Linked DNA regions of Homo sapiens: regions 1 and 3 are each linked to region 2. The links are chromatin loops, found by intact Hi-C in ENCODE. Cell type or tissue: dorsolateral prefrontal cortex. All regions are shown on one strand. Region 1 holds the start of KCNK13 (potassium two pore domain channel subfamily K member 13). Region 2 overlaps LOC105370615 (a long non-coding RNA gene). Region 3 has its middle 21 kb from the start of PSMC1.

Region 1 (8,000 bases), 1.0 Mb after region 2:
GTCCCTGCTTCTCCCTTTTCTTCCCTTTCACCCAATAAAGCCCTGCGTTACTCACCCTACAAACCCTCTGCTAACCTAAATTTTCATGGCCGTAGGACGGACAAGGACCCCATCTTTAGCTGAACTAAGGAAAAGTCCAGCAACACTAACATTAGCAAAGAAGAAAGGTCTAAAATCGGTGATCTAAACATCCACCATAAGAAGCTAGAAAAAGAAGAGTAAACTCAGAAGTAGAGGAATAAAAAGAATAGAGTGGAAACCCCAAGTGCAACATATCCCAGAAATGCAAGATTGGCTTAACATTAGAAAGGCAATCAGTGAAATACAACATATTAGCAGAATAAAGGAGAAAACTATATGATCATCACCATAGATGCAGATATGGCATTTAACAAAATTCAGTACTCATTCATGCTTCATTAAAAACAAAAAACTCGGCCAGGCGCGGTGGCTCACGCCTGTAATCCCAGCACTTTGGGACGCCGAGGCGGGTGGACCACGAGGTCAGGAGATCGAGACCATCCTGGCTGACACGGTGAAACCCCGTCTCTACTAAAAAACAAAAAATTAGCTGGGCATGGTGGCGGGCGCCTGTAGTCCCAGCTACTTGGGAGGCTGAGGCAGGAGAATGGCGTGAACCCGGGAGGCGGAGCTTGCGGTGAGCCGAGATCGCGCCACTGCACTCCGGCCTGGGCGACAGAGCGAGACTCCGTCTCAAAAAAAAAAAAAAAAAAAAAAAACAAAAAACCAAAAACACCAGAAAACTAGAAACAACAATAAAAGGAAACTTCCTTAATCCGATAGTTTCTATGAAAACCCCACAGCTAACATTATATAAATGATGATAAAAGGAAAGTTTTCTCCTAAGATCATAAGACAAGGATATCTGCTTCCACTTCTATTGAATAATGTACTGAGGCTCTAGCCGTTGCAGACAAGAGGGGGAAAAGATGATAAAGATCAGGAAGAAAAAAGCAAAACTTGTAGATGACATGATTATTTACAAAGAAACTCCTAAAGGAATCAACAAAACATGTACAACTGATGACTAAAGTAGCAAGGTTGAAGAATTCAAGTATTTTTGCAACAATCGTGTATTTTTATGGACTACAGCAAACAATTGAAAAGTAAAATTTTGAAATTCCATTTACAATAACATCAAAAGAATATAAAATACTTTAGAATGAATTTACAAGAGATGTGCAAAATCTCCATATGAAAACTTGGTTAAGAAACCCTAAATAAATAGAGGAATATACCTCTTTCATGAATTGTCAAGATGTTCTTCCCAAAATAGATCCAACACAATCCCAGAAATCAAGATCCCACAGCTTTTTGGAGGAAATTAAGCTGATTCTATGATTTTTTAGTGGAAGTGTAAAAGTTTTATAACATCCAAAGAATCTTGAAAAAGAAGAACAAAGTTAGAGGACTCAATTATAGTCCCACTAAAGACCTACTATAGAGCTATAAGTATGTAAATCCTGTGGTATTAGCATAAGGGTGGGCAAATAATGAACAAATTAAATTCCTGAAACTCAGGCATATTTATCTTTTCAACAAATAGCATTGGAATAACTGGAAATCCACCTGGACAAAATGACCTTTGACTCTTACCTCATACCATAAGGAAACAAACTTAAATGGATCGTAGACCCAAATATAAAAGTGTGGGGAGACAGAAAACCTATGCAACCTTGAAGGAGGTAATGATTTCTCAAAGGGCACCAAACATACAGAAAACATATTTAAGAAAATAAATAGGCAAATCAGAGTTAGAAAATATTTGCAAGATATGTATCTGAGAAAGTACTCGTATCCTGCATATATAAAGGATCTCTATAATTCAGTAACAGAGAAACTAATTTTTTAAGTGGGCAAAATATTTCAACAGAAAATTCACAAGAGAAGGTACACAAGTGGCCAGCAAGCGCATTAGACATCAGGGAAATGCAAATTAAAACCACAGTGAGATATCGCTACATCCACCAGTATTTTTAGACATCAGGGAAATGCAAATTAAAACCACAGTGAGATATTGCTACATCCACCAGTAGTTTTAAAATTAAAATGACTGATACTGCCAAATGTTGACAAAGATACGGAGCATCCAGAACTAGTGTACACTGTCAGTACAGCTGCTTTGGGAAAATGTCGGGCAGTTTCTCATAAAGCAAAATACATACCTACCCTATGACCCAGCAATTCCGCTCCTAGGTCTTTACGTAAGAGATATGAAAACATATGTCTACATAGTTGTACAAGAATGTTCCTAACAGTTTTATTTATGATGACCAAAATTTTCTAACAGTTCTCCTTTCTATCAATAGGAGGAGAATGAATAAACAAACTATGGTATACCCAAACAATGAAAAACTAGCAATAAAGAGGAAGGAATTACTAAGACATATAACATGGGTAAATCTCAAAAACATAATGTTTTCCACCAAAGAGTACATACCGGCATGATTCCATTTATATGGAGATTTAGAACAAAAAAACAGTTCTATAAAAGCGAAAGTAATCGATGGTAGAAAAATTCTGAACAGTGGTTTTCTCTGGAGGAATGTGGGTAGGGAGTTACAGGGAAGGGACTTAGGGGGACCCTGTTGGTGATGTTTGGCTGGTAGGTTGGATAGGTGATTTGCAGAGGTGTACCCATTTGTCAGAACTCACCTAATGATACACTTAAGATTTGTGCATTTCATTGTATGTAAATTTTATCCGAAAAGGAAAAAAATTCTGCAAGTAAATATTGAACCCTACGTAGTGATATGCAGGCAGAAGTACTGGGGATGAGGGCGGAAGTGTACCAAGCTCTGCAACTTACTCTGAAATGCATCCAAACAAGATGGGTTGATGGATGGACAGAGGGACGGGTAGATATCTAATAAATCAAGTATAGTAACATGTTAATTGTAGAATCTAGGTGGTGGGTATACGGGTGTTCACTGTAAAATTCAACTTTTTAGAATGTTTGAAATTTTTCATAATAAAATGGATTTAAAAGGTAATTGCAGTACTCACCCTGGGTGTATACACATGCACCCATTCTCGCGATGCCCCTAAAGCTCTTGCCCCTCAGAAGGCTAGATGAAAGAGGGGCATTGGGGAGTGAGTAACAGAGCCGAGAGGACTGCTAACAGCACCAGGGTTTCTGATGAAAATGCACTCGCCAGAGCTGTGTTTCTTTATTCGAAATCACACGGTTTTACTCAACAGGGCTCCTAGCCCTTCTGTCTCTGCTCCTGGTGCGTAAGGGCGGTGTGTGGGGCTCTGCGCCTGAAACCGCTCTCTCGGAAGGTGGGAAGATGCCCACGTATCCATTCCTCTCCGCGTACAGATTCGCTCCCACACGCCCGGGCGGGTGATTCCGGAGGGCCGCGCGGGGCTGTGTGCGCGGGCGGGGGCGGGATGTGTCTGGAGGGGGCAGAGCGCCCTCTCCCGGCCCCGGAGGGCCCACGCGGACCGGCTGAGCGTCCCACCAGCCGGTTCTGCATCCACTACCCAGATCTGCGCGCCCTGGTGGGAGCACCGCAGCCCCGGGTCGGCCCTTCGAACGCCGAGCGTCTACCCGCGGAGACCAGCGCAGGAGGCGGGCCCGCGCGCAAGGAGGCGGGCGACAGGGTGGAGTCGCCGCAGCTGGCAGCCGCACGGCTCTACCTGTTGCAGCGTCGGAGCGCGCCCGCCTGAGAAGGCAGAGCGCGGTGCGGACCTGTGCTCCGCGCGCCGGCTGGCAGGGCAGGGCCGCGGCTGCCAGGAGGCCCGGGAACAGTCCCGACGGAGCGGCGCGGAGAGGGCGCTCCCCGGAAGGTGAGATCTGAGCGCGGCAGCGGCGCCAGCGCCCGCTACAAGGCGGGGTCTCGGGGAGGGGGCCCCGGCGGTTTGCTGGAGAGCCTTGCTACTGTTCTGCATGAGGTGGGGGATGCCTTCTGCGCGGACCCCGCGTCCAGGCAAAACTCTGGAACGCACTAGGCAGCCAAGCCCGGGGGGAAGAGATGGAACGCTCCAAGGTCAAGGTCTCCTGGCCGCGGAGCCCTTCCAGCCCCCAGTGTTTGGCCTCCTCTCCGGAAGCGGGGCTGGCTCGCGGTGCGCGCTTGGTCCGGGCGGAGCCTACTAGTAGGCGCAGAGGACGCCCCCGCGCAGGATCCAGAGACCAAGGGCGCTCTGGCATGGTCAAGGCGAGGGAGGCTGCCCGGGGGAGAAGCCCCTAACTTCCTTTGCTCCCTGTTCCAACCTCCCTTTCTGGTCTCCTCTCTCCAGCCCGTCCGCCCAACGGATGCGCAGCGTTGGGGCCCGGCCGGAGGTCGGAGCCCTCGGACGCCGCAGCCCTCGGACGCCGCTCAGCACAGCCCCTCTCTCCGTGCGCCCGCCCTGGACCCCCTCCATCCCTAAGCCCCGGCAGCCGATTCGGAGACTCGGGAGGCCACAGGCTCAGCGCGACACCACGACCACAACTAGGAGGCACCATCGTCGATCTACCTGGGGAGGCACCTACAAAGCCAGCAGACTGACACCCGTGTCCTAGCCGTCGGCGGCCTGCGAAGCGATAGTCAAAGGAACCAGGACCCAGGACCCCGGCGCTCTGCTTACCCGCAGACCTCCGGACCGCGCCCCCCCCCCGCCGCCCCGCCCCGCCCCGCCCCGCCCCGCGACCGTCTCTTTGCGGGAAACTCGAGTTGGCTCGAGCTTGCCCTGAAGACGCGCCACGCCCCCTCCCCTATCTGAGCCGGACAGGGAGCCGGGGTGGAAACTGCGCCCGCATCCCAGCGCCAAGCAGACGTGAACTCTGCGCCCGTTCCCCGGGACCTTCAGCGTTAAGGAGAACTCCGAGGAGAGCAGGGGGAGTGGAGGGGAACGGCGGCGACAAAGCGGATTTGAAACTAGGAGTCAAGGAGGACGTGGGGAGCTGGCGCCACAGGAGCTACCGAGGCGGCGGCCGGGGGAGCCTCGCGGCCTGCGGGAGAGCCCGGCGGTCATGGGCGAGCCGGCGGTGGGGCGCCCGGGAGCTGGCTGAGCGCCGGGGCCCTTATTTCCCGGGGGTGTGGGCGAGACTCCGCCGACGCCCGGTGCCGTGGGCCTGGGGGCTGCCCCCGGGGGCCCGGCCATGGCTGGCCGGGGTTTCAGCTGGGGCCCGGGCCACCTGAACGAGGACAACGCGCGCTTTCTGCTGCTGGCCGCGCTCATCGTGCTCTACCTGCTGGGCGGCGCCGCCGTCTTCTCCGCGCTGGAGCTGGCGCACGAGCGCCAGGCCAAGCAGCGCTGGGAGGAGCGCCTGGCCAACTTCAGCCGCGGCCACAACCTGAGCCGCGACGAGCTGCGCGGCTTCCTCCGCCACTACGAGGAGGCCACTCGGGCCGGCATCCGCGTGGACAACGTCCGCCCGCGCTGGGACTTCACCGGCGCCTTCTACTTCGTGGGCACCGTCGTTTCCACCATAGGTAAGTGTGCTGGCCGGACTCGCTGACAACCTCCGGGCGGCCTCCACTTCCTCCGGGGGGCAGGACCGACCCTCTCATCCTTTCATTCATCCATCTGGGCGCCCAGCCAGACTCCACTGACATGAGCTGTCGCCTGATCAACAGGTGGTATTGCCTCCCCGCTGCTCTAATGTGGTCCAGGCACCGGCAGCTTCAGCGTCACCTGGCAGCTTGTTAGAAATGCAGTCTCAGTCCCCTCTGCAGACCTGCCGAGTCAGAATCTGCATGTTAACAAAGTCCCCAAAGGATTGGAATGATCCTTAAATTGGAGACGCTCTGCTCTGGGAGATTTTCAGTCTAATGAAGGAGACACGGCTTGAGTTCATGGGGAAGAAGGCTTTTACAGATAGGGACAGGAAACTAAACATTTACTGAGTCAGTCAGAGGGGAAGTGCAGATTTTAAAAGATTCTGCCCTCGACTTCACACTTACCGAGAAAAAATCAGAACAGCAGACTGAAAGTGAGGAAGCAAAAGTGCCAATGACGGTTCAAAAGATGGAAAATTTTCCACCAGGAAGAACCAGGGAAGTGACCTTTGGGCTGAATCAATTCGTGTTAGGCATAACTTGGGTTTGGGAACTGAAAGCGCGGTTGCACTCTAGAGTAGGAGAGAATCGCACTCAGGGGCCCCATGAGCTGGTTGGAGTGGTGGAAGGAAGACTAGGAAGGTCTGCTGGCTAATGGGATGGAGGCGGGGGTAGGACCTTCACTGACAGACTGAGGAGCTGGAATTTACCTAGAGGCACCTGGGAGCCATTGAGAATTTTTTAGCAAAGATGTAGCACAGCTACAATCAGCTGTGTTTATTTCCCAGCAGAAGGAAAATGATTTGGGGGAGTCTGCGCCACACCCCTAAAGATTGTTCATCCTTGAAGAATAATCAAGTGATTAATGGGGGTTAGGGAAGATGCTGTAGAAATAAATTCTGAGGGGGGCAAAAAGAGACCTGGAGCAGGGGAGGGAGGTTGGAAGAGTTAGACGGAGAGGAAGTGGCCTCCAAGCTGCAAAAAAGGCTGGCAGTTGCAAACAGCCCAGGGTGCATGTGCTGAGCGCTCTGTAGCTACTGCCCCTGTGCACTCTAGAAGAGCTCGCTGGTGAGGTGGGGCGACAAGTTGAGCCTCCTTGAGGCTCCCACACATGGCTGTGCTACATAGACATTCTGCCAGGAGAAGCAGCACAAAAGACAAAAGAGATTGGCTTCAGGTCAGATTCATCATGAAAGACTTCCCAGGGCTAGTCCAGGAATCCAGGGCTTCAGCTGATGCACAGGAGGCGAGGCAGAGGACCAGTATGATTAGGGACACACCGGCTGTATCTGAAGTGCCTGGCTCCCAGCCCCCATCCCATCCCAGATGGTGCGGCCCATCAGCAGGCCATGATGGCACCACCATAACTGGGTATCAGGCAGGAAACCTTGCAGCAGACCAGAATGGGCCCAAGATTGGTGAAGGAGGAATAACACCCCCATGGTTCTCCCCCTGAGCCCACACTATCTGCTGGACTCTTAGCCGTGTTCCACAAGCCCCTCCTCACATCACCTCCCACGTCCCAGAAGACAGTTCCAGAATCTCCACATAGGCAAGACTTGGGATGAACAAACTGATTAGGAGGTGTCACTTTGGAAGTGACCTTGACTCTACTGTGTTTGCATAGCAAGTACAGGATTTTTTTAGATTGAATGGTAACTTAGGGTGGTTTTGATGGGAGATTTGATGGCTGAATCTTTCCCACCACCATGAAAAACCATCTCTTGGTGCTCCCAGTGGGCACAGAGGCAGGAAGGAGCAGAGTGTGTGTGTGGACAGGTGCATCCATGTAGCAGGAACTGAGAGTGGCATGGGTAGGTGGCCATATAGGAACATGGGCTTTGGGGATACGAATATGACAATGTGGCATGGAGGAGTGGAAAGAAACCTGGACAAAGAGTCTGGAGTGGGAGCTTTTCATCCTGCCTCTGTATCTTGGGCAAGCCTCTTAACTATTCCGAGCCCCATCCTTTTCTCATCTGAGGCATCTACAGAGTGCCCACCTTGGTATCTGGCACATCAGCTATTTGGTGAATATTAGTCCTGCCCCCTGCTCCCTCCGTCTGCGTAAGCCTGCCCCTGTCACAGGGTTCTTGTGAGGGACAATGAGCTCTTGTAAGTGCGTGCGTGTTAAAAGGTAAAAAACATGATGTCAGTGTGGGCTGATTTTTATTTCTCATTTGTAACATTTCCTTTTAAATTGTTTCACTAATTGTTGTAATAACAGCACTGGCTAACCTTTATCAGGCCCGTATTAGGCACATACTGTATGATTATTATGTGAATGTGCAATGCAGCTCATTGCTGTGTGACATTCACACTTCATTTCAGCCAACACAACTCCATGAGGTAGGCATAACACTCCCCCGTTATAGATGAAAAAGCTGAAGGTTCAGGTTTTTTGTAAAATAAAGTATAAAGAAGAAAAAAATCAAGTTATATGCAGTAATATCATCCAAATTAACCACTGTTCATGTTTTGGTCCATTTTCTT
Region 2 (8,000 bases):
ATCCCTAACCCTCCCACCAAAAATATTGGCAGCACAGGCCTAAGACGCCTGAATAGGTCCTAGGGAGTGAAAACAATATTACGTTCCTTTTTCCCTTGTGTTGCAACTGATACAGAAGGTAGTAATTTACATGACCAATTAGTGGGTAGTAGGCTTTGGAGTCTGCCTTATTTAAAAAAATAGGCTTGTGAAACTGCTAGACTTGTCTGCTTTCTTAAATTTCAGATGGTCCCACAGCAAAGCAACATATTGTTTGGCAATTAGGTTGCTGCGGCAGGCTAGAATGGCTCAAAAGCAGCCACAAAAGCACAGAAATGTGAACTATTTTTAAATGGCTTTCCCAGCAACATGAATGTATGCTCAAAGTTTGACTTCCTTCCCTCTGATCTATTAAGTTCTCATGTGGATTTTTCTTTTTGAAATATTTTTGGAAATGGGATTCTAGACATGTGTCCCTGGAAGTCTTGGAAAGGCAAACCTCAGATTCCCGGGAAATGACACTGTGACCTTCAACTGCCCTTGCTGTATCCATGGTCAACCCCCTCCCCTGCCTGCCCCCACCTTGCCTGATGACACCAACTCAACAGGCATTCTCTCTTCCGCTATGACTGGCAAGGCAGCAGCCAACTCCAATCTCGGAAAGTCCCATTCACCCATCCGTTTATCCATCATCCATCCCTCTCTCCCTTCATTTCGTAATTTATTCAATGAATACTAACCTTCCAATACACACCAGAAACTGTGTTAGGGGCCACACTAAGCCCTTGAGACACTGCAAGAAATAAGAAAGTCCCAGATGTCCTCTCACAAGCCCTTTCATCTAGCAGGGAATGGATGTTATGCAAATATTTTACAAATAATTGGCTACAATTGTAATAGGTGCCCCTAAGGTGAGTATAAGGCACTATGTGCACCTATAACAAAAGGGACCGAAACTAGCCTGAGTTTCCTGAGGTGACACTCAAGCTGAGAGATGGAGAAATAGATGGTGTCAGCAAACTAAAGAGGGAACAGAGAGGGAGGGCAAGAGATTTAGGAATGAAGGGTCTGCGTAAGGGTCCTGGGAAGAAGGAGTATTCACTTTGAGGGGCCGCATAAAGGCCACTGTGGCCAAAGGGTGAGCGCTCAGGAGACAGGGGATGGGGCAGGATGGGCCAGAGAGGGAAGCTGTGGCTCCATCATGCAGGATTTAGGAGAAAAAGGGGAAACCAGGGGAGGGTGATGTGTGTGATGCTGGAGTCACTTGTGTTCAGGAAGGCCACGCTGCTGCCTGCTATTTGGAGAGTGGGCTCCAGACGAGAGGGTGGAGTGATGGGTGGAAGGTGGAGGTAAGAAGCAGGGAGGGATGTTAGGAGGCCAGTGCATTGTCCTGGAGAGGTGACTGTGACTGTGACTGGAATGGGGATAGTGGCAGTGAAGAGAATCAGAATGGTTCAAAATATACTTTGGAAGGGACCCATGAGGACTCCTCGGTGCTCTGTGGCATGCCAGGAGAGCCCCTTGGACATGCTGCACAGCTTCAGAGCTGAGCCAGGCCCTCAGCAGCCTCCTGCTTCTGATCCGTGGCTGCGCGAGGGTCTGCAGGGTCAGAGGGAAAGGATGGCTTCACTTCCGCCCACCTCTCCTGCTTCTGTTTCTGGAGGGATTGTGTTGTGCTGCTGTTCTCCAACTGCTTCTCGTCGAGTGAGTAACTAAGGAGAGGTGTATTAGAAACTTTTTGTACCCTCCTTTTTTCTCTGAATGGCTGTAGCACTTACCAGCCTCTTGGCCATACCGTCAACATTCAATTTGTACTTGGGGATTGAGCCATCACTCCATATAATCTCAGGAAAGGTGAGAATCAGGTGCATTCTCACCTCTACCTGTTGCTATCCCATATCAGCTGTCAGGTCAGCCAAGAGGCTCTATAAACTAGGAAAGGGGAAGATGGTTTGTTGGTTATTGCAGCACTATTCACAATAGCAAAGACTTGGAACCAACCCAAATATCCATCAATGATAGACTGGTTTAAGAAAATGTGGCACATATACACCATGGAATACTATGCAGCCATAAAAAAGTTCATGTCCTTTGTAGGGACATGGATGAAGCTGGAAACCATCATTCTCAGCAAACTATCGCAAGGACAAAAAACAAAACACCACATGTTCTCACTCATAAGTGGTAATTGAACAATGAGAACACTTGGACACAGGAAGGGGAACATCACACACTGGGGCCTGTTGTGGGGTGGGCGGAAGGGGAGGGATGGCGTTAGGAGATATACCCAATGTAAATGACGAGTTAATGGGTGCAGCACACCAACATGGCACATGTATACATATGTAACAAACCTGCACGTTGTGCACATGTACCCTAGAACTTAAAGTATAATTAAAAAAAAAAAAGGGGGAAGATGGGAAAAGTAAGTTCCCTCAACCCTAATACAGGAAGTTGGAAAAGCCACACTGTCAGTACAGTCCTCAAATACAAGAATTATCAAACAGTAGCATCAAAAGGCACAATGGGGGCTGAGTGCAGTGGTTCTCACCTGTAATCCCAGCACTTTAGGAGGCTCAGGCAGGAGGATCACTTGAGCGCAGGAGTTTGATACCAGCCTGGGCAACATAGTGAGACCTTGTCTCTACAAAACGTAAAAAATTTGCTCAGTATGGTGGCACACACCTGTAGTTCCAGCTATCTGTAGGCTCAGGCAGGAGGATCAATTAAGCCCAGGAGTTCGAGGCCACAGTAAGCTATGATCACACTACTGCACTCCAGCCTCACAGAGTAAGAACTTTTCTCAAACAAACAAGCAACAAAAAAAGAAAGAAAAAGGCACAATGGTGTGGCTTTCTGGCATGTAATACCCTCTTTTATCTTCCTGCCTAGCTGTATGTATGCCACCACCCATCTGTTGTGTGCTCATGGCAGACATTACAAATCAATCAAGATGCTTTGCCTCAAATTGAACTTTCAGGAACACTCTCAATACTATGCTTTGGGCTCTTCAGTTGACTAAGGTTGGTATGGAATGTGAAACTTATTTGCCATCCCTATTCTTGACTGTTTAATCAAGATAATCAACTTGGGAAGATTCCTTTTTTTTTTTTTTTTTTTTTGAGACGGAGTCTCATGCTGTCACCCAACCTGGAGTACAGTGGCATGATCTCGGCTCACTGCAACCTCTGCCTCCTGGGTTCAAGCGATTCTCCTGCCTCAGCCTCCTGAGTAGCTGGGATTACAGGTGTGTGCCACCACACCCAGCTAATTTTTGTATTTTTAGTAGATATGGGGTTTCTCCACATTGGTCAGGCTGGTCTTGAACTTCTGACCTCAGGTGATCTGCCCGCCTTGGCCTCCCAAAGTGCTAGGATTACAGCCATGAGCCACCGCACCCAGCCACTTGGGAAGATTCTTCAAGTGACCATTTGGTCAAGCGCCCAAGCTTTTATGTAGGCAAACCTCCTAGTTATCCTAGGCAGGTGGTGGCCAATTCTTTTAAAGATTTCCATGGCTCTCGATACCCCCATCATACTCCAGCACCCATCCTGCCCTGGCTTATCCTGACAAAAGATTTTTTCCCCCACATTTACCTGAACTCTGTCTTCCTTGCTATTCAGAGAAAATGAAGAAGGAAAGAGAAAGAACTACAGAATTACCAGGATACAAGGAATTTGCTGTTAAGATCTTCTTAACCTTCCAGTTGCTTGGGAATCATTGCCGTAGGGTGTCTCTGTACTCAACAGAAGGGTGAAGACGTTTTAGCAACAGTAGCAAAGCAAATGATCTTGGACTTACAGTTTCTTGATTTCCGATGATTAAGCTTCTGCACATACCAACCCCAAGACAGGGTCATTCTATAACTTCTTAATAAGGTTAAGGTATTTCGACTACTTGGTCTTCAGTTTCCCTCAGTAATAGAGACACCAAGATCCTATTGCTCTCCAGCAACCAGGCAGGAGAGATTTGAGTCAGAGGAAAGCACGAGAGAGAAGTTAAGAACAGCAATTTCTTAAGTCATAAACGGAGTCAGGACTGTAAGTGTGATTTTCTGTTACCTGCCCCAGACCTCATGGAATTAAACTTTCCTGCCCTGATCCCTTGGATTCGTTTCTCCAACCCCACTCACCTAGCCCGGCCTCCCCGAAACACAAATTGGAATGGCGTTGGCTCCCGGGCACACTAGGGGGCGCCAGCGGGCTTGTTTTCCAGGATGGCCCTAAAATTCTCTCCAGCGAGGAGAGGACCATGACGGCCAGGCCACGCTTGCTCTGAAAAGCGCCGAGCGTGGAAGGGTGTCTTGGAATGGGGTCTAAAAGGGAGAACGACATCCTTATGACTTGCTTTAGGCTGCTTTCTGGATGTATTTTCAGAGCTGGGGATGAGGAGAGGTTGCGTAAAGGTGCCGGCCTGCTGCTGGCCGGGGCTGGCAGCCTTTCAGCCGCCGCGGGTGAGTCAACACCTGGGAATTGCATCCAAGGGCGGCCCTTTCAAGCTGCCTGGAACTTTCTGCCATCACACTGAGGCCACTGTTTGACCCAGTCCCGGGCCAGGGAGGCAGGAGCCGATCACGTCCCAGGGCAGTGCTTCTCCCTGGCACTGAGTCCGTGGAAAGAGGCTGGGAAGGTTCTTTCCACACTTGAGGGCTGGCGTTGGGAAAATAGGGTAGTGCTCTCCGCCCCAGTGAACAGCAAGAGCTCACTTCCCCCAGCAGACTTCTGCTCCACTGGCCTACTTTCAGCATGGAGTGGAAGGAAGCCAGCTCCAGGAGGGCAGAGGCTTCCTCTCCACCCCTCTCTTCCACAACCTTCAACAGGCGCCTTGTTCTCCCCGGCCAGGGAACTGCGGATGGTGACCATCGTTTCCCAGCCCAGCAAGGGGAAATGAGGGGAGGAAATAAACGCAGGGTTTTTATTGCCAAATATTTCTTTCCCTGGGAGGACAACGCATTCAAACCGCTGAGTGGAGATTGGAGTTAGTCCAGCCATAAACCATCTTAATGAACACTAATAGAGAACCGCAATTATTGTTGACTTCAAAATGCAAACAAGAACTTTAGACAGTGATCCCTATCAGCCGGTGAGGCCGGGCACAGATGCCGGGCGCTGTTTTTGCCGTTGCTTAGCAATGGAAAATGAACTGTTCCTGTCTGTTACCACTGGAGGTGGAGGTAGGACAATGAGCTTTATTGGACAGAATAGGTATGAAATTAGTTTATTCTTTTTCACTTGGAGAAGGCAATTGGCAGCCAAGAGAGTCACTCGGAAAAGGGGTATTTTAGAGGTTGAGGGTGACTTTCCTTCTCATTACTTCGGTAAATCCTAACCACCTTGTTTTCCTCTACAGATAAAGTTTGAACTTTTGCCGGGAGTGTCCCTCCAAAACGATCATCAATCAGACAGAATAGCTGCAAATACCAACTCACAGACCAGGTTGGGAATTAGGGTGAGGAGAATGAAATCTTGGGTGCAAAATTTAAGGGAATGCCAAAAAACTTAGTAGCCAGGATAAATAATAGTTTAATGCAATATTTTTTAAAAGTCAAAATAAATGTAAAATAACCATGGTAAAAAAAAAAATCAGATTTGAAATAAAGAGAAGCTCAATATCACTGATTTTTATTTTTCCTTTGGCTTCAGGCTTTAATATGGCACAGTGCGTCAGTGCCACAGACTTTTTACCGCACCAAACACATTTGCAACACGGACAGTTTTGGGAGCTGCTTTTTCCTCAGCAGTGTTGATGCTATGGAGTACAGAGCCCTGTAGCTGGGCAGAAGGGAGTGTCTCTTTCTGCAGTTCTTTAGTAGGCTTCTTCCAGGATAGTAGAGAGGCAAATGGTCTTGGGGAGGAACCTACCTATGCTTCCAGGGCAGTGACACAGGAAGTACTAAGGTACAGGAAGTACTAAAAACCCAGGGCTCAGCAAACACAGACAGTCAGGTGAAATTGCCCAAAACACTGTTCCTCAGACAACAGGGACAGGCCCAGAGCTGGCAGTTTATGGTAAAATTATCTCCTCTTTTGTTATTGGTATTAATAGTAACTCCTATATATTGAGAACCCTTAGGTGGAATCACATGGAATCGCCAATATTGAACCTTTTTTGACCTACAAACCCAATGTATATGGTTTAATCCAATGTATGCTGAGTATGGGAGGCTGAATAATGAACCCCAAAGATGTCCACATCCTAATCCCTGGAACCTGTGAATATTACCCTATATGGCAAAAAGGATTTTGCAGATGTGATTGAATTAAGGATTCTTTTTTTCTTATTTTAGTGATAGGGTCTTGCTATGTTGCCTCGGCTGGAATGCAGTGGCTGTTCATAGACATTATCACAGCACACTACAGTCTCAAACTCCTGGACTCAAGCAATCCTCCTGCCTCAGCCTCCTGAGTAGCTAGGACTACTGGGATGCACTACTGCTCTTGGCAAATTAAGGATTTTGAGATGGAGAGACTATCCTGGATTATCTGATGGGCTTAATCATTGACAAAGGTTCTTATATAAGGAAAAGTCAATGTGATAATGGAAGCAGATTTGAAGATGCTGTGCAACTGGCTTTGAAGATGGAGGACGGGGCCACAAGCCAAGGATTGTTGGCAGCCTCTAAGCTGGAAGAGGTAAGAAGCATATTCTCCTGTGGCACCTCCGGGAGAAATGCAGTACTGCCTATACCTTGACTTTAGCCAAGTGAAACTAATTTTAGACTTCTCACCTCCAGAACTGTAAGATAATAAATTTGTGTTGATTTAAGACACTATGTTTGTGGTAATTGGTTACAGCAATAGGAAACTAATAGACCAGGCATTATGTTAAGTGCTTTATATCATTAAAGAAATGTATACAAATCCACCCTCAGCCTTCTCGATGACTTTCTGTGTTTGGGTTATTTCCTCTCTTTTGCATCCTCAATTTCCCTTTTCTTAGTGGGTCTTTTCCATTGGCATATACACATGCTTTCCTGTTTATCGCCTTCAAGAACAAAATCAAAAAAAAGACCTAATAACATCCACTCACGATTTTTTAAAAAATTAGTGAACTAGAAATAGAAATTTCTTCAACCTAATGCAGAATTTCTACCAAACATCCGTAACAAACATCATACTTAAAGGTTAACAGTTTTTTTTTAATCCCCACTTCTATTCAATACTGTACTGAGGGTACTAGCCAGAACAATAAACCAAGAAAAAGAAACAAAAGATATAACACTTGGAATCAAAGAAGAAAAACAGATATTCACTGAAGGTGCTAAATGACGAGTGAAGCACACCAACATAGCACATGTATACATATGTAACAAACCTGCACGTTGTGCACATGTACCCTAAAACTTAAAGTATAATAATAATTTAAAAATAAAAAAAGATTATTTTCATAAAAAAACTCAAGGAATCTACAGCTAAATTATTAGCATTAATAAGTGAGTTTAGTAAGTTTAAGGGATAAAAGATCAATATTCAAAAGCAGTTGATTTTCTATACACCAGCAACAAAGAGATAAGAAATATAATTTAAAAAACAGTTTCCAGTTGCAACAGCAGCAAATAAGTAGGGGAAAAGTGGGCAGAGAGAAAGAGAGAGGCAGAGAGAAAGAGCGAGACAGAGAGAGAACAAACCTAGGAGTAGATCTGTCAAAAGATGTGTGGCTGGGCACGGTGGCTCATGCCTGTAATCCCAGCACTTTGGGAGGCCAAGGCAGGTGGATCACGAGGTTAGGAGTTCAAGACCAGCCTGGCCAACACAGTGAAACCCCGTCTCTACTAAAAATACCAAAAAAAAAAAAAAAAAAAAAAAAAAATTAGCCAGGCGTGGTGGCACACACCTGTAATCCCAGCTACTCAGGAGGCTGAGGCAGGAGAATTGCTTAAACTGGGGAGGTGAAGGTTGCAGTGAGCCAAGATCACACCACTGCACTCCAGCCTGGGTGACAGAGCAAGATTCCATCTCGGGGTGGTGGTGGGGGGAAAGAGGTACAAGTCTTTCATGGAAAAAAATACATAAAATTTCATC
Region 3 (8,000 bases), 1.2 Mb after region 2:
AAAGTGGACAGCTGCAGCGCTACAGCTCCTTTTTAGGACATCCCTGAAGGACAGCGGTGAAGTGAAGGGAAATCTTCCCAGTGGGCAGAACTTCAAGCAGTGCACTGGTTGTGCACTCTGCATGGAAGGAGAAATTGCCAGATATGTGATTACATACTGATTCATAGGCTATAGCCAATGGTTTGGCTGGATGGTCAGGGACTTGGAAGAAGCATGATCAGAAAATTGGTGACAAAGAAATTTGGGGAAGAGGCATGTGATGGACCTCTCTGAGTGGTTAAAAACTGTGAAGCTATTTGTATCCCATGTGAGTGCTCACCAACGAGTGACCTCAGCAGAGGTGGACACCACTCAGCCTCTTTCCCCAGCCACCCCTGTCATTGCCCAATGGGCCCATGAACAAAGTGGCTATTGTGGCAGGGATGGAGGTTATGCATGGACTCAGCAACATGGACTCCCACTCACTAAGGCTGACCTGGCTACAGCCACTACTAAGTGCCCAATTTGCCATCAGCAGACACCAACACTGAGCCCTCAATATGGCACCATTCCTTGGGATGATCATTCAGCTACTTGGTGGCAGGTTGATTGTACTGGACCTCTTCTATTACAGAAAGGGCAGAGGTTTGTCCTCACTGGAATAGATGCTTACTCCAGATATGGACAGATATGGGTTTGCCTATCCTGCATACAATGCTTCTTCCAAGACTACCATCCGTGGACTCACGGAATGCCTTAACAAACATCATGATATTCCAACAGCATTGCCTCTGACCAAGGCACTCACTTTATGGCTAAAGAGGTGCAGCAGTGGGCTCATGCTTATGGAATTCACTGGTCTTAGCATGTTCCCCATCATCCTGAAGCAGCTGGATTGATAGAATGGTGGAATGGCCATTTGAAGTCACAATTACAATGCCAACTAGGTGACAATACTTTGCAGGCCTGGGGCAAAGTTTTCCAGAAGGCCATGTATGCTCTGAGTCAGCGTCCAATATATGGTATTATTTCTCCCATAGCCAGGATTCACACATCCAGGAATCAAGGGGTGGAAGTGGAAGTAGCACCACTCACCATCACCCCTAGTGATCCATTAGCAAAATTTTTCTTTCCTGACCCAGTGACATTATGTTCTGTTCGCCTAGAGGTCTTAGTTCCAGAGGGAGGAATGGTGCCACCAGGAGACACAACAACGATTCCATTAAGCTGGAAGTTAAGATTGCCACCTGGACACTTTGGGCTACTCCTACTTTTAAGTCAACAGGCTAAGAAGAAAGTTACAGTGTTGGCTGGGGTGATTGACCTAGACAATCAAGATGAAATCAGTCTACTATTACACAATGGAGGTAAGGAAGAGTATGCATGGAATATAGAGATCCATTAGGGTGTCTCATAGTATTACTATGCCCTGTGATTAAGGTCAATGGGAAACTACAACAGCCCAATCCAGGCAGGACTACAAATGATCCAGACCCTTCAGGAATTAAAGTTTGGGTCACTCCACCAGGAAAAAAAACAAAAACAAAAACAAACATGAGCTGCTGAGGTGCTTGCTGAAGGCAAAGGGAATACAGAATGAGTAGTAGAAGAAGGTAGTCATCAATACCAGCTATGACCACATGACCAGCTGCAGAAACAAGGACTGTAATTGTCATGAGTATTTTCTCCTTTTTTTGTTAAAAGCATGTTTATGCATGTATACACTTGTACTAAGAAAATATCTTCATTTTATTTCCTTTTTTTTTTTTTTTTTGAGACTGAGTCTCACTCTGTTGCCCAGGCTGGAATGCAGTAGCATGATCTCAGCTCACTGCAACCCCCGCCTCCCAGGTTCAACCGATTCTCATGCCTCAGCCTCCTGAATAGCTGGGATTACAGATGTGCACCACCACCCCCAGCTAATGTTTGTATTTTTAGTAGAGATGGGGTTTCACTATGTTGGCCCAGCTGTCTCAAACTCCCGACCTCAGGTGATCCACCCACCTCAGTCTCCCAAGTGCTAGGATTACAGGTATGAGGCACCTTCCCCTACCTCCTTTTTCCTTTATCATGTGACATAAGATTTATTGACTTCATATCAGCATTTAAGCATGGCTAACTTTATGTAATAGCATTTGGGCTGGGGATTGGTGCATTTCTGGTCGTACGAAGGATAGTTGTATCATGTTAGGCATAATTCTGACCTTATTACTGTCTTTATTTGAAGATTGTGTATGATCTCAGGAGATGTGTATGGGTTCAAGTTGACAAAGGGTGGACTTGCGATGGTTAATACTGAGTGTCAACTTGATTGGATTCAAGGATACAAAGTATTGGGTGTGTCTGTGAGCGTTTTGCCAAAAGAGATTAACATTTGAGTCAGTGACCTGGGAAGGGCAGAGCCACCCTTAATCTGGGTGGGCACCATCTAATCAGCTGCCACTGCGGCCAGGATATAAAGCAGGCAGAAAAACATGAAAAGATCAGACTGGCTTAGCCTCTCAGCTTATATCTTCCTCCCATGCTGGATGCTTCCTGCCCTCGAACATCGAACTTCAAGTTCTTCAGCTTTGGGACTCTGACTGGCTTCCTTGCTCCTTAGCTTACAGACAGCCTATTGCAGGACCTTGTGAACATGTGAGTTTAATACTCCTTAATAAACTCCCCTTTATGTGTGTGTGTATATATATATTCTATTAGTTCTGTCCCTCTAGAGAACCCTGACTAATACAGATGGGCTTACTGGGACATAACCCCATTGTAAGTCAAGGGGCATCTGTATCTAACATAGCAAGGAAAAGGGAGCAGGAAGAAAAAGCTTCTATGGGAAGAACAAATGGGTTTCTTTAGAAAGGACAAAAGGGTTTATAGGAGAACAAACGGGAAATAGAAAAGTTTGTGATTGTTTATGCAGAAGTGAGTGGTCTTTCCATTTTCTTCACGCCCATGGAACTCCCCCAGAGTGGGGATTTTTGGTAGGTTTCCTCTTGGTCTCTATCCTGGGAATAGGCCCACCCATGAAGAAGGAATTTCTGGCAGCTTTGTTTCCCAGAAGTTGCTGCTTTTAGTCAGATAAGGGAAGTTCCAAAAGGGCTTCTTTCTGCATCTGTTGACTCTCAAATGTCTTCATATAATCTTAGTAATAAATTAAAATAATCTTCATATCAATTCTGGGGTTCTGAGTAGTCCCCACCATGTTTAAGCTGAGACCTGAAAGTTAAGCAGGAGGAAGCCAGGCAGAAATGTCTCCAAGCAAAGGTTGTACCTCCCCACTCAGGGCTGGCTGAGGCATTGAGTACCTGGATGGGAAGTGGAGTTTAAGATACATCCCAATCAGCTGGGCGCAGTGGCTCCCACCTGTAATCCCAGCACTTTGTGAGGCTGAGGTGGGCGGATCACCTGAGGTCAGGAGTTGGAGACCAGCCTGACCAACATGGAGAAATCCCGTCTCTACTAAAAATATAAAATTAGCCAGGCATGGTGGTGCATGCCTGCAATCCCAGCTACTCGGGAGGCTGAGGCAGGAGAATCACTTGAACCTGGGAGGTGGAGGTTGCAGTGAGCCAAGATCGCGCCATTGCACTCCAGCCTGGGCGACAAGAGCAAAACTCGGTCTAAAAAAAAAAAAAGATACATTCCAATCCTAAAACTCTGGATTTCCTTGAGACAGAAAGAAGGAGATGAAAATTAAAATTGGGGCTCAACATTAGGCTTGGAGTCAGAATGTCTGAGTTAGACCTGACTGCCCATCAACTGTGTGGTCCCAGACAGGTCATTTAATGTCTCTGAGCCCCAATTTCTCATGTGCAAAATGGGAGTGACGCACCAACCTCAAAGCACCGTGGTGAGGTCGGATGAGCCAGTCTAAGAGAGCAAAGAGCGGGCATTCAGCAAGTTTAAGTGGAATCTGAAGTCTGGCTTTAGCTCATCTCTTGGTATCAAGTGCCCAAGTCATGGGCCTGGGGTCCAATGACATGGAGTGGTCTGGCTCCAGTCTGAAAGTGCCAGTCTCTCTCCAGCCAGTCCCGGGTAGCCAGGTGGAGCCTGGACAGAGAGAGGGAGGATGAGCCTGCAGATTGCAGAAGCAGCCCTGAAGACCAGGCTTTGAGCAGGATAGAGGCAAAATACTAGCCTTTCGGCCAAAGGGCTCAAGGGCCACGGTGAGAAAGAGCAGGCCAGCCCCGGGAGTGGGTGGGCAAGGAGCGTCCGGTCCGAGAGCGCCCAGGGCGTTTGGAGGCTCGAGGGGCAGACAAGTGCTCCACAGAGCACTTCTTAGGCAGGGAGGAACCGGCCCCTGCGCGGTATTTGGTATGCGGCGCCCTCTGCTGGTGAATATCTGAACTGCATGCACCTGTCAGAACCCGGGAAAATTCATTCCTTCTTCACAGGAAGCACTCAAGACAGTCACAGGCCGCCCGGGCTCTAAAGCTGAGTTTAGTTTTGGTGGCAGATTACCAAGCCTCAGGTCATTTTACCTAAACGCTTCATTTGAAAAAAAACTTTTAACAAACTTGCCTGCCGGGCACTGTTTTAGGTACATTACAAATGCCACCCAGCTTTTTATTCAAAGTTATGTGAGCAGGGTCTATTAGCATATCCGTTTTACAGATGAGGACACTGGTGCCAGGGCTTACACGCTGACATGTAAGCATGCATGTAAGCTGACATGCGGCAACCGGGGGGCACCCAGGAAGCCCGGCCACAGGGTGCCTGCACTTCACCATTCCAGTACCTGCCCCCCTTTTTTTTCTTTTTGATATAACAGCTTAATTGAGATATAATTCACATACCATACAATTCACCCACTTAAAACTCACAACTCAGCGGTTTTTAGTGTGGTCACAGGTGTCTGCAACCATCACCAGAGTACGTTTTAGAGCATTTTAATACCCCCTCCAAAAAGCCCCTTACCCATTTGCACTCACTTCCCGCCCCCTCCTTCCTACCCCCAGAAAACCACTAATCAATCTTTCTTTTTTCTTTTTTTCTTTCTTTCTTTTTCTTTCTTCTTTCTTTTTCTTTTCTTTCTTTCTTCCTTCTTTCCCTCCCTCCTTTCCTCCTACCTCCCTCCACTCTCTCTCTCTTTCTTTCCTTCCTTCCTTCCTGCCTGCCTGCCTTCCTTCCTTCCTTCTTTCTTTCTCAAAGTCTCTCTCTGTTGCCCAGGCTGGAGTGCAATGGTGCAATTATGGCTCACTGCAGCTTTGACCCCCGAGCTCAAGTGCTGCTCTCACCTCAGCCTCCGAAGTAGCTGTGTCCACAGGCATGTGCCAGAACACCCAGCTAATTTTTGTGTTTTGTAGAGATGAGATTTCACCATGTTTCCTAGGCTGGTCTCAAACTTTTGGGCTCAAGGGATTTGCCTGTCTTGGCCTCGCAGAGTGCTCGGATTAAAGGCATGAGCTACCTACCATGTCTGGCCCACCAACCTACTTTCTGTTCCCTATGACTTCACTTAATCTGAACGTTTCGTATGAATGAGAGCAAATAATATGTGCTGTTTTGTGACTGACTTCTTTCATGTAATGCAATATTTTCAGGGCTCATTCATGTTATGTAGGCATCATACGTCACTCCTTTCATGTCTGAATAATATTCCTATGTATGGATATACCACATTGTGTTTCACATTCCTCAACTGATGGACAGTTGGGTTGTTTGCACTCTTTTGCAATTATGAATAATGCTGCTATAAAATTTCATATACAAGTTTTGGGGAGACATATGTTTTCAGTTTTCCCAGGTATATATGTAGGAGTGGAAATTCTGGCTCGTATGGTAACTATGTTTAACCTTTTGAGAAACTCCTAGACTGTTCTCCTCATTATTCTTTTTAAAGGTAAGAACACTGAGTAAGGCCCCCAGATTCTCTTCCTACCTTCCCCCACCACCTCCACCCCCCAGGCAGTCAGGGGAGGGAGAAGCTTCCTGCTTACTGTGGGTGGTTTCTGTCGAATCTGCTTTCTATGTCCTGAGGTCTCACTGAAGCTTATGAAAGTCAAAAGCAGGCCAGGCACGGTGGCTCATGCCTGTAATCCCAGCACTTTGGGAGGCTGAAGTGGGTGGATCACGAGGTCAGGAGATCAAGACCATCCTGGCTAACATGGTGAAACCCGTCTCTACTAAAAATACAAAAAATTAGTTGGGCGTGGCGGCATGTGCCTGTAGTCCCAGCTACTTGGGAGGCTGAGGCAGGAGAATTGCTTGAACTTGAGAGACAGAGGTTGCAGTGAGCTGAGATCATGCCACTGCACTCCAGCCTGGGTAACAGAGCAAGACTCTGTCTTGAAGAAGAAGAAGGAGGAGGAGGAGGAGGAGAAGGAGGAGGAGGAGGAGGAGAAGGAGAAGAAGAGGAATAAGAAGAAGAAAAGAAGAAGAAGAAAAGAAAAGAAGAAGAAGAAAAGAAGAAGAAAAGAAGAAGAAAAGAAGAAGAAAGAAGAAGAAGAAAAGAAGAAGAAGAAAAGAAGAAAGAAGAAGAAGAAGAAAGAAGAAGAAAGAAGAAGAAAGAAAGAAAGAAGAAAGAAGCTCCCTGTCCTCTGCTTGGTGCCAACCTCCCCATCCCTTCCTGCAGCAATGAATCCAGGACAGCCCAGCTGAATGGGGGAGATGGCAAAGAGTAAAAGAATATGCTGGAGAAACAGCATTGGTGAGTATTTAGAGGTGATTATCCCACCATGCCACCTAATGGGGGAACAACATGAACAAAGAGCAAAGGCAGGCTGGGCACGGTGGCTCACGCCTGTAATCCCAGCAGTTTGGGAGGCCCAGGCAGGCCAATCACTTGAGGTCAGGAGTTTCAGATCAGCCTGGGCAACATGGTGGTATCCCGTCTCTACTAAAAATACAAAAATTAGCCGGGTGTGGTGGCAGATGCCTGTAATCCCAACTACTTAGGAGGCTGAGGCAGGAGAATCGCTTGAACCCAAGAGGCGGAGGTTGCAGTGAGCAGAGATCAAGGCATTCCACTCCAGCCTGGGCCAGAGTGAGACTCCATCTCAGAAGGAAAAAAAAAAAAAAAAGGAACAAAGGCAGGAGTGGAGCTGGAGAGGGTATAGGGGAAATCCAAGGGGCCAAGAGCAGAGAGGAGAGGTGATGAAATAAAAAAATGTGGAGACCAAGGGTGACTGCCTTAGACGCTGCTCTTGGAGGCTGCTTGTGGTCTCCAAGATGCTTGGATAGCTCACCCATGAGTTTTTTTTAAAGTTGAGCACCAAGTCTCATTTGCGTATGCATGTATTTATTATCTATATGTGTAAACAAATCCCCATATGTGTATTTATATACAGACGCCACCATAGAGGTCTTTCCACTTGGATATGCACTTCACTAGGGTCTGGGGATCTATTTCTTGTTCCTCAGTTGTCCCTGTGTTCTCTTTCCTAAAATTTGATCTGAGGACTAAGCTCTGATTTTTTTATCTTGCCCAAATTCCTACCTAAGGGGTCTAGGGAGTCATGCCCTACACCCCATAAATTCTTATCAAATGTGTTTTATTTGACCCTATACATCATGACTTACTTTCCAGTCTGACTTTGGAATAACATTATGAGACAAGGAAAAAATATTTAACCCCAAAATTATATTTCCTTGCCATACCTTGAAATTGCCCTGCAAAGTCTCTTGTGGGAAAAAATTCACATTCTATAGAGAATCCTTTTCCCCTTTGTTTACCTTCCTTTCTTTCCAGATCTAAGAGATAATCAACTAAGATCCAGGCACTCTTTTAGGGCTATTAAGAAACATTTTATAACCTACTTTCTCTCTGAAGCCTGCTATCTGAGATTCCTTTGCACAAACTTGGTCTCCACATCCTTCAGGTTAACCTGAACATTCCTTTCTATTGATCCCAGGTCTTCAGATAAACTCAACCAATTGTCAACCAGAAAATGTTTAAATTTACCTATAGCCTGGAAGCCCCTGCTTTGAGTTGTCCTGCCTTCCTGAACCAAACCAATGTATTTCTTAAATGTATTTGATTGATGACTCATGCCTTCCTAAAATATGTAAAACCAAGCTTTACTCCG

What was found. Hi-C counts contacts between places; a loop is a spot of excess contacts. Peaks named below come from ENCODE experiments on the same cell type or tissue, not always from the same donor. Only the 100,000 strongest peaks of a DNase experiment are listed, where the experiment ranks them.
Region 1: it touches region 2 in a loop (2.4-fold over the local background); 2 of 110 quality-filtered maps call a loop at or near these places.
Region 3: a loop joins it to region 2, with 3 times the contacts of the local background. A loop is called at or near these places in 13 of 110 quality-filtered maps.

The regions. Positions count from the first base shown.
Region 1 is chr14:90,057,099-90,065,098 of GRCh38, forward strand. It overlaps KCNK13 (potassium two pore domain channel subfamily K member 13), which reads left to right and starts at 4,896. Exons shown (of 2, transcript NM_022054.4): 1 at 4,896-5,441. The coding sequence starts at 5,108. It overlaps LOC124903406, which reads left to right. Exons shown (of 3, transcript XM_047432048.1): 2 at 3,304-3,813; 3 at 4,264-4,635. The coding sequence ends at 4,528. RefSeq lists a silencer at 3,199-3,588 and enhancers at 3,837-4,338, 4,339-4,838. In dorsolateral prefrontal cortex, CTCF peaks have their summits at 3,471 (motif pointing left) and 3,672; DNase peaks (open chromatin) are centred at 3,443 and 5,559; H3K4me3 peaks cover 3,544 bases; H3K27me3 peaks cover 5,349 bases.
Region 2 is chr14:89,036,353-89,044,352 of GRCh38, forward strand. LOC105370615 (a long non-coding RNA gene) reads left to right here. Exons shown (of 3, transcript XR_944128.3): 1 at 1-5,427; 2 at 6,266-6,611. Among named protein-coding and RNA genes, the nearest start is that of TRA-AGC15-1, 61 kb to the left of the region's middle. RefSeq lists a silencer at 4,067-4,126 and enhancers at 4,427-4,546, 4,598-5,154. In dorsolateral prefrontal cortex, CTCF peaks have their summits at 4,181 (motif pointing right) and 4,383; DNase peaks (open chromatin) are centred at 4,179, 4,469 and 5,079; H3K4me3 peaks cover 1,320 bases; H3K27ac peaks cover 1,475 bases.
Region 3 is chr14:90,231,228-90,239,227 of GRCh38, forward strand. No RefSeq gene overlaps it. Among named protein-coding and RNA genes, the nearest start is that of PSMC1, 21 kb to the right of the region's middle. In dorsolateral prefrontal cortex, CTCF peaks have their summits at 4,301 (motif pointing left) and 4,504; a DNase peak (open chromatin) is centred at 4,294; H3K4me3 peaks cover 267 bases.